Regions from separate parts of the Homo sapiens genome. Here all the other regions are linked to region 3. A link is a contact called in ENCODE Hi-C or POLR2A ChIA-PET data. All regions are on one chromosome and are shown on one strand. The core of a region is the stretch at or near the end of the contact, and the rest is flanking DNA. Distances in the headings are between cores, read along the strand shown. Region 1 overlaps OBSCN (obscurin, cytoskeletal calmodulin and titin-interacting RhoGEF). Region 2 overlaps OBSCN (obscurin, cytoskeletal calmodulin and titin-interacting RhoGEF). Region 3 has its middle 9.2 kb from the start of GUK1.

Region 1 (2,700 bases), core at 168-2,667, 210 kb after region 3:
CTGAGCAGAGCGTTTGTATCCGCAGAAGAGCCTCTGGCTGCCAAGGAGGCCCTCGGCCACCTGTCCCTCGCTGAGGTGGGCACAGAGGAGTTCCTGCAGAAACTGACCTCCCAGATCACTGAGATGGTATCGGCCAAGATCACGCAGGGTGAGGGGCAGCAGCCCATGTGCCAGGGTCCCTGGGGTGTGTCTGGGGTGTTTGCCCTTCCCCTGAGCCCTGGAGAGCCAGAGGCAGGCCAGGGTGTCATGATCCTTGCACCCCCAGCCAAGCTGCAGGTGCCCGGAGGTGACAGTGATGAGGACTCCAAGACACCATCTGCATCCCCCCGCCATGGCCGATCACGGCCATCCTCCAGCATCCAGGAGTCTTCCTCAGAGTCAGAGGACGGCGATGCCCGAGGCGAGGTGGGCGGCTGGAACCCTCTGGGAGCAGGGCAGGGAGAGGCCCTGACCTTCCTGAAGAGAAGGTGCAGGGTGGAGAGGGACTCAGGAGGCAGGACCCCCATGGGACTCTAGGGAGGTGGGACCGCACCAAGGTGCATAGGAGGCAGGAACTGGTGAGAACAGGGTCTTCTCCTCACGGGGCCCGGCAGAGACTTGCCTTCTGGGAGAGCCATTTGTTTGATTCATTCATTCACTCCTTTGTTCCTTCAATGGAGAATGTGTCTCAGGCCTCAGTGTACCAGGCACCCTGTTAGGGCTTGGGGTGGGTGTGGAGATGGGGAGAAGGTAAACAAGTAACTGAGTGTAGGCAGTCCAGGCCTGGAGACCCTGGGGCTGTGGTGACCTCTAAGGTTGGGGGTGGGGCAGGGGAGGTCTCCCACATTCCCGCTGTTCTGCGTGGAGGGGGAACTGGGCGTGTGCACGCTGACTCTGGGGATCCCTGCCCTGTGGCTTAGGATCTCGGCAGGCCCGGCTGGCACCTCCCGGGTCTCACCACTTCAGCACCCCCATCCCTCTCTCAGATCTTTGACATCTACGTGGTCACCGCTGACTACCTGCCCCTAGGGGCTGAGCAGGATGCCATCACGCTGCGGGAAGGCCAGTATGTGGAGGTCCTGGATGCAGCCCACCCACTGCGCTGGCTTGTCCGCACCAAGCCCACCAAGTCCAGCCCCTCACGGCAGGGCTGGGTGTCACCAGCCTACCTGGACAGGAGGCTCAAGGTATCTGAATGGCCAGGCAGGAGGGGTCCTCAGGGGTCCCGGAGGCCCCTAGCAGGGTCGTCCCAATTTGAGGGGCGAGAGCCCGATCCCCGCGGGGCAGGGCCAGAGCTCAGTACCCCAACAGAAAACTCCTGTCCCTCACCAGCTGTCACCTGAGTGGGGGGCCGCTGAGGCCCCTGAGTTCCCTGGGGAGGCTGTGTCTGAAGACGAATACAAGGCAAGGCTGAGGTGAGTGACTGCCGGGCCGGAGGTGGTGGCACTGGCATCCCACCAGCTGGACAGTCTCCCAAAGAAGCAGGCCGCTTGCCCTGGCTCTGGGTCCAGGACCTAACCCTGGAGGTCTTGGGGTCATGGCCATGCTGATTCCTCTGCGGGGGCCTCTGAAACAGCGCTCCTGTGTGAGCCTGTTAGGGACGGGTGGGGGCCGAGGACAGCAGAGCAGGCCCAGAGCTGCCTGGGTTCCCGCAGCTGCCCTCCCAGCCTCGTGCTGGCAGGACCCATCTGGGTGGCTTCCTGATGTTGGGGCCGGCCTTGTCCAAGAGGGAGCCTCTCTCCACCTGCTCTCCCACTTCCTGCGAGCAGGCAACAGGCTGCGCAGCAGGAGGCGCTCCCATCTAGCAGCTGAGGGAGTGGGGGCCTCGTGGCCCACAGTCCCTGCACGGGAAGCAGGAGCTCCGTGGTCCCTTACGGCAGCCCCCTCCTGCCCAGCTCTGTGATCCAGGAGCTGCTGAGTTCTGAGCAGGCCTTCGTGGAGGAGCTGCAGTTCCTGCAGAGCCACCACCTGCAGCACCTGGAGCGCTGCCCCCACGTGCCCATAGCTGTGGCCGGCCAGAAGGCAGTCATCTTCCGCAATGTGCGGGACATCGGCCGCTTCCACAGCAGGTGGGTGGGTGGGGCCACACACACACACACACACACACACACACACACACGTCCATGCATGGACACACTGTAGGGCCAGGCCTCCTGCAGGTGGGTTGGAGCCAAGGGGGGAGAGAACCTGTGCTGACTTGATTTATCCCTCAGCACCCCTCCCCTCAGAAACCCAGACATGTGTACCTGGCTTACTCATGGGAAGGCCTGCGGTGCACCAACTGCTAACTGGCATGTGCGCAGGCCCAAGTGCATGCACACCCTCACACGTGTGCACACATGAACACATACATGTGTACAGGTGCAGCCTTTAACAGCATACACCCATGTGCATGGCACATGTGCACATCTGTAAATGCACACACATGCACACAGTACATACACCCACATACACGTGCACATCACCTATGTGCACACAGTGCATGCCTATAGACGTGCACACGCATATATGCCTGTGTACATGTATATATGTTATACACATGGACACACATATGTACATGCCCCCACACTATCTCTGCACATCTATGCATATGCACTTCTGCACACATGTGCACACCCAGCATGTACATGCACACCCTTTTATCTGCACACTTTAATACATGCACGCATGCGTATAGCATACAACACCTCCTTCCTCCACCACCTGCCTGTGTATGCAACC
Region 2 (2,700 bases), core at 53-2,552, 150 kb after region 3:
GCAGGGTAGAGCCATCCCTGAACCCAGCCCTGCAGCCTTGGGGGCGTGCGTGCCCTGGAACCTGTCCTGCTTTTCAGGGGAAGTTCCCTCAACTGCAGGGTGGCTACCTGGCCCCCTCTGTGTGTGTGCCCGGTCCCAGTGGCATCCTGGTGTGGGTGACAGGTGGTGTAACCAGCCTGTTTGCTGGTCCTTGACAGTCTTGTAACGAGATGGGAAGGGGCAGGAGGCATGGTGAGTTTGTCCTGGAGCTGGGACTAGCCTGCCTGGAGGCCCCTCATCCGGGGTCCTGTGCCTCCTCTCCTCCCTGTGATGACCATGGGTTCTCCCTCTCCCTGCCACACTGATTGGATCAGAGCTGTTGGTTATGCAGATGCCAGGGGCAGCCAGCTCCAGCAGAGGGGCATCTACTCATTGGCTGGTGCAATGTGGCACCCTGTCCCCCAGGGCCTGGCCTCTCCCAGGGTCTGGCACCTCCCAGGGTTTGGTCCCTGTGGGGTCTGGTCCCTCTAAGGAATCCAGCTCCTCCTGGCGTCTGGTCCCTGTGGGCTCTGATCCCTCCTAGGGTCTGGTCCCTTGGGCTCTGATCCCTCCCAGGGTCTGGCCCTTCCTAGGTCTGGCCCAGGGCAGTGCTGTCCTCTTGCCTGGCCTGACAGTCTCTGATGGCCCGCAGATCTGCACGTGGGCATCACCAAGAGGCTGAAGACAATGGAGGTGCTGGAAGGGGAAAGCTGCAGCTTTGAGTGCGTCCTGTCCCACGAGAGTGCCAGCGACCCGGCCATGTGGACAGTCGGTGGGAAGACAGTGGGCAGCTCCAGCCGCTTCCAGGCCACACGTCAGGGCCGAAAATACATCCTGGTGGTCCGGGAGGCTGCACCAAGTGATGCCGGGGAGGTGGTCTTCTCTGTGCGGGGCCTCACCTCCAAGGCCTCACTCATTGTCAGAGGTAGGCAGGGCCTGCCGGACGGGGGCTTATCACCTGGGCTGAGGAGTGGGGACCCTGGGCCTGTCCCCAGGAGTCCAGGAGCTGGGCCCCCCTGGCTACAGAAGCTGGTGGGGGGGGCTTTTGGGGCCTGCCTCCCCCAGCTGCTGCAGAGCACCCCTTCTAGAAGCCGCAGGGCCTGAGTCACCTGCTGGATGCTGGGGGCGGTTCTCGAGTGGAATTGGGGTTGCACTCTTTTCTGAGCTCTGATATAGGCCTGGATTCTTTTCCAATCCGTGGTCTGAGTGCCCTGAGCACTTGGTAGCTCCCAGAGCTGTGACTCACAGGGCCAGTCTGGCAGCACTGGCCTGAGGCCCCAGCCACCTGCTCTGCTGACATCACCGCCAGCGCCCGAGTTCGCGCCCCTGACGAGCACACTTGGTGCAGCTCGGTGGGGCACACTCAGAGGATGCCAGTGTGGGCCTGAAAGATGCCAGGGGATAAAATTCTGTAGTTTTTGATCTTCCTGCCTCCCAAGTCCCACCGTGGTGACAGTGGGGACACTAACATTCCAGGACTCTGAAGCTCCTGAGGGCCGAGGTCCCAGAGTTTGGGGGTTGCAGGTTCTATTGTCTTGGTCACCAGAGAGTGAATGTTGTCAAACGCTTGTCCTTGCCCCAATCCTGGTCATGGTGGAGGTGGTAGGTTTTGGCTGGGTCTGTGCCTGGGGCTATGGCTGTAGCCCAGATGGTGGCTGGGGCTGTGGCTGCAGTCATCTGTGGCTGGTGCCGTGGCCCTGGCTGTGCTTCAAGGGCAGCTGTCCCTGCTCCCTTCAGAGAGGCCGGCCGCCATCATCAAGCCCCTGGAAGACCAGTGGGTGGCGCCAGGGGAGGACGTGGAGCTGCGCTGTGAGCTGTCACGGGCGGGAACGCCCGTGCACTGGCTGAAGGACAGGAAGGCCATCCGCAAGAGCCAGAAGTATGATGTGGTCTGCGAGGGCACGATGGCCATGCTGGTCATCCGCGGGGCCTCGCTCAAGGACGCGGGCGAGTACACGTGTGAGGTGGAGGCTTCCAAGAGCACAGCCAGCCTCCATGTGGAAGGTAAATGCCGCAGGAGCCCCACGCGTGGCCCTGGAGTGGCCTCTCTGCCCTAGCGGGGCACGGGGCCACCCCTGGAGCCTGAGCTGCTCTGTCTCAGGTGGAAGGGCTCAACTCAGGTCCCAGAGCTTCTGCAGCCGGGCCTGGAAGATAACGGGGCCGGCCTGGGGTCTGTGCAGGCCTCACGCCCCACCTATTCTGCCTCCATCTCCCTGCCCCAGAAAAAGCAAACTGCTTCACAGAGGAGCTGACCAATCTGCAGGTGGAGGAGAAAGGCACAGCTGTGTTCACGTGCAAGACGGAGCACCCCGCGGCCACAGTGACCTGGCGCAAGGGCCTCTTGGAGCTACGGGCCTCAGGGAAGCACCAGCCCAGCCAGGAGGGCCTGACCCTGCGGCTCACCATCAGTGCCCTGGAGAAGGCAGACAGCGACACCTATACCTGCGACATTGGCCAGGCCCAGTCCCGGGCCCAGCTCCTAGTGCAAGGTGAGGCGGCCAAGTGTGCTCGGGCCTAGGCTTTGAATGGCACGGAGACTTGGAGGTGGACAGGCCCAGCCTCAGTTTCTTATCATGAGGGTATAGGGGGTGCACCCTGGGTGGTCACTGAGGCTCCCCAGCATGGCTGTGAATGAGCTGCTGGTGCTCACTTACTCGTGTGTTTATTTGGTCACTGTGTGTT
Region 3 (2,700 bases), core at 153-2,652:
ATAAGAGGAAGAGAGACCACCCCCCTCACCATATGATGTCCCGAGCCACCTCCCTTAGGACTCTGCAGGGAGTCCCCACCAGCAAGAAGGCCCTCACCAGATATGCCCCCTTGACTTTGGACTTCCTAGCCTCCAGAACTGTGAGAAATAAATTCTTTTTCTTTATAAATTGCCCAGTCTCAGGTATTCAGTCACATCAACAGGAGACTAAGGCAACTCCTCTTCTTCACTTGATCTTAGCCAAAAGGCCGAGAAGCGACACAACCCCCAATTTTTCCTTTCTGTACATGAAAAAGAAGGAAGCACCCTGGCAGTTTTAACTGAGAAGCACGCAGCTGGCCATGGCTGGGGGGCTGAGGTGGGAGGATCACTTAAGACAGGAGTCTGGGACTAGGCTTAGCAACATAACGAGACCCCCCCCCCCACAAAAAAATTAAATATTAGCCAGGCATAGTAGCACACCTGTAGTCCCATGTACTTGGGAGGCTGTGGTGGGAGGATGACTTGAACCCAGGAGTTGAAGGCTGCAGTGAGCTATGATCACGCCACTGCACTCCAGCCTGAGTGACAGAGTGAGACCCTGTCTCTGAAGAAAATTTAAATTGAAAATTTTTTAAAAGCATGAAAATCAGCATATTCCCATATGATACTACAGTGAACAGTGGGACCTGGGAGCTTGCAGATCTCCTTGTCTGAGGGCTATCCCTGCCACCACCCTGTGGGTCAAATCCACCAAAGAAGTCGTCAGGGGATCTCCTTGGACCATTTTTGTGCCACATTTTCTTCTAGCCACCTCACCTTTTATGAGACCCTTCTGTTAACCACTCCCCATATTACTTTCTCTTGCTGTAATAAACTTAATCCCACCACTCTCCTTCCTCTCTACTCTGGGATGAGATGCCACTGTCTGATTTTAGTGGATCATCTTTTTTTTTTTTTTTTTTTTTTTTTTTTTGAGACGGAGTCTCGCTCTGTCGCCCAGGCTGGAGTGCAGTGGCCCGATCTCGGCTCACTGAAAGCTCCGCCTCCCAGGTTCACGCCATTCTCCTGCCTCAGCCTTCCAAGCAGCTGGGATCACAGGCGCCCACCACCACGCCCGGCTAACTTTTTTGTATTTTTAGTAGAGACTGGGTTTCACCGTGTTAGCCAGGATGGTCTCGATCTCCTGACCTCGTGATTCGCCCGCCTCAGCCTCCCGAAGTGCTGGAATTACAGGCGTGAGCCAACGCGCCCGGCCAGTGGATCATCTTTTGATTTCCCGAAAGGATTTACAGAAAACTCCCCTGGACTATGTGAAACTATCCCGGTTCACAGATAGCTCATACCTGCAGGATGATCGCGGTGAATATCCTGCAGGTCATGCTACGCCCACTTGCTTTGAGGTTGGGAAAGCAGCCTCTTGACCTTCAGCCACTTGAGCCCAGCAGGTGGAGCTATTTGCCCTCACTGGAGCCTGCTTTCTCGCTAAGGGGAAATCTGCTAACCATTACACAGATAGCAGGTAAGTATTTGGAGTTGCTCATGATTTTGGAATGTTGTGGAAACAGGTTTCCTCACTTTCAATAATGAACCTTATGATTTATTATATGCAATACAAATACCTGCTGCTGTGGCCATGATAAAGGTTCCAGGCCATTTGAAACTAGACTCCGTGGAGGCTAGAGGATACTACCTTGCTGAGAATGTTGCTAAGAATGCTGCCCTTAAGAGTCCTACGGATTTCTCACAGTTCTGGAGGCTAGGAAGTCCAAAGTCAAGGGGGCATATCTGGTGAGGGCCTTCTTGCTGGTGGGGACTCCCTGCAGAGTCCTAAGGGAGGTGGCTCGGGACATCATATGGTGAGGGGGGTGGTCTCTCTTCCTCTTATGAAGACATAAGGTGTAATTTTCCAGCTGGAAAGATTTTCAAAGGATGATCTTAGAACCATGACTAAAGATGAACATTATCCAGCACCAGAGGCCAAAAAAACCACAACGGGAAAAATACAGGCTGATGGTTCAGTGATAGAGAGGAACTCTGGTGTGGACCAAGTAAAAGGCCTGTCCTTTTACTTTTACCTGTACTTTTCTCCATGAAATTTCTGTTAAGTATTATGCATGAATTGAGCCATGGGGCTATGGAAAAGAGGATCACCTTTATGAATAGTACTGGTGGGGCCACGTCAATGGACTTGCTAAAAAGGGCTTACCTGACCTGCCAGACCTGCTTTGAAATCAATGCTGGAAAGCCAGTGTGAACAGCCCTTGGCCATTCTGACCTGCCTAATGGGCCACTCAGGGTTTGGCAGATGGACTTTATCCAGACACTTTCTTCACATGGGTATAAATATGTCTTAAGTAAGTTAGCATACTGAAACATTAGTTACTAAGCATAAGTTTAAACACTTTGGCATCGTGTTTTTATATGGTATAGAAAAGCTAAGTGCATTTAGGTCTAGTAACATGAAATATTGTTTCCAGAAATTATGAAATGGTGAATGCTGATATAAGTTCACCACAATGCTTGCTAGTGTTCTAGAAATTAAGATTCTAACAGTTAAAAGTTGTAATAACATATGGGATTAAACTACTAGAAAGAAAACAACTCTGTCTGCAAGGAAAAAAAGATGTGTTTGATAAGCAAAGATATGAATAACACATTTTTGTTTAACAAAGGGGTTATAAATGGTTTGTGGAAATTTTGTGTTATCAAACCTGACTG

The links. Hi-C counts contacts between places; a loop is a spot of excess contacts on that map. ChIA-PET counts read pairs that join two places held with the same protein, here RNA polymerase II (POLR2A). Pooled maps may share reads with other maps.
Region 1: a pooled map shows a loop between it and region 3 (8-fold over the local background). The contact joins two enhancer-like sites. A Hi-C loop is called at or near these places in 1 of 37 single-sample maps with no recorded cell type and 4 of 50 pooled maps. POLR2A ChIA-PET finds 5 or more read pairs at or near these places in 1 of 52 experiments (K562).
Region 2: a loop to region 3 is called in a pooled map, with 2.7 times the contacts of the local background. The contact joins two enhancer-like sites. A Hi-C loop is called at or near these places in 17 of 168 maps with a recorded cell type or tissue (CD4-positive, alpha-beta T cell, CD8-positive, alpha-beta T cell, IMR-90 and 10 more), 13 of 37 single-sample maps with no recorded cell type and 30 of 50 pooled maps. POLR2A ChIA-PET finds 5 or more read pairs at or near these places in 5 of 52 experiments (Caco-2, Panc1, T-cell and 2 more).

What each region holds. Positions count from the first base shown.
Region 1 is chr1:228,336,979-228,339,678 of GRCh38, forward strand. OBSCN (obscurin, cytoskeletal calmodulin and titin-interacting RhoGEF) reads left to right here. Exons shown (of 116, transcript NM_001386125.1): 76 at 26-148; 77 at 266-405; 78 at 966-1,166; 79 at 1,312-1,394; 80 at 1,875-2,048. Among named protein-coding and RNA genes, the nearest start is that of TRIM11-AS1, 56 kb to the right of the region's middle. Within about 2 kb of position 1,418, at least 2 of the 41 ENCODE cell types and tissues checked have a DNase peak (open chromatin) inside an H3K27ac peak, as active enhancers do.
Region 2 is chr1:228,281,263-228,283,962 of GRCh38, forward strand. OBSCN (obscurin, cytoskeletal calmodulin and titin-interacting RhoGEF) reads left to right here. Exons shown (of 116, transcript NM_001386125.1): 36 at 671-943; 37 at 1,756-2,022; 38 at 2,241-2,507. Among named protein-coding and RNA genes, the nearest start is that of OBSCN-AS1, 69 kb to the left of the region's middle. Within about 2 kb of position 1,303, at least 3 of the 41 ENCODE cell types and tissues checked have a DNase peak (open chromatin) inside an H3K27ac peak, as active enhancers do.
Region 3 is chr1:228,129,734-228,132,433 of GRCh38, forward strand. No RefSeq gene overlaps it. Among named protein-coding and RNA genes, the nearest start is that of GUK1, 9.2 kb to the right of the region's middle. Within about 2 kb of position 1,403, at least 4 of the 41 ENCODE cell types and tissues checked have a DNase peak (open chromatin) inside an H3K27ac peak, as active enhancers do.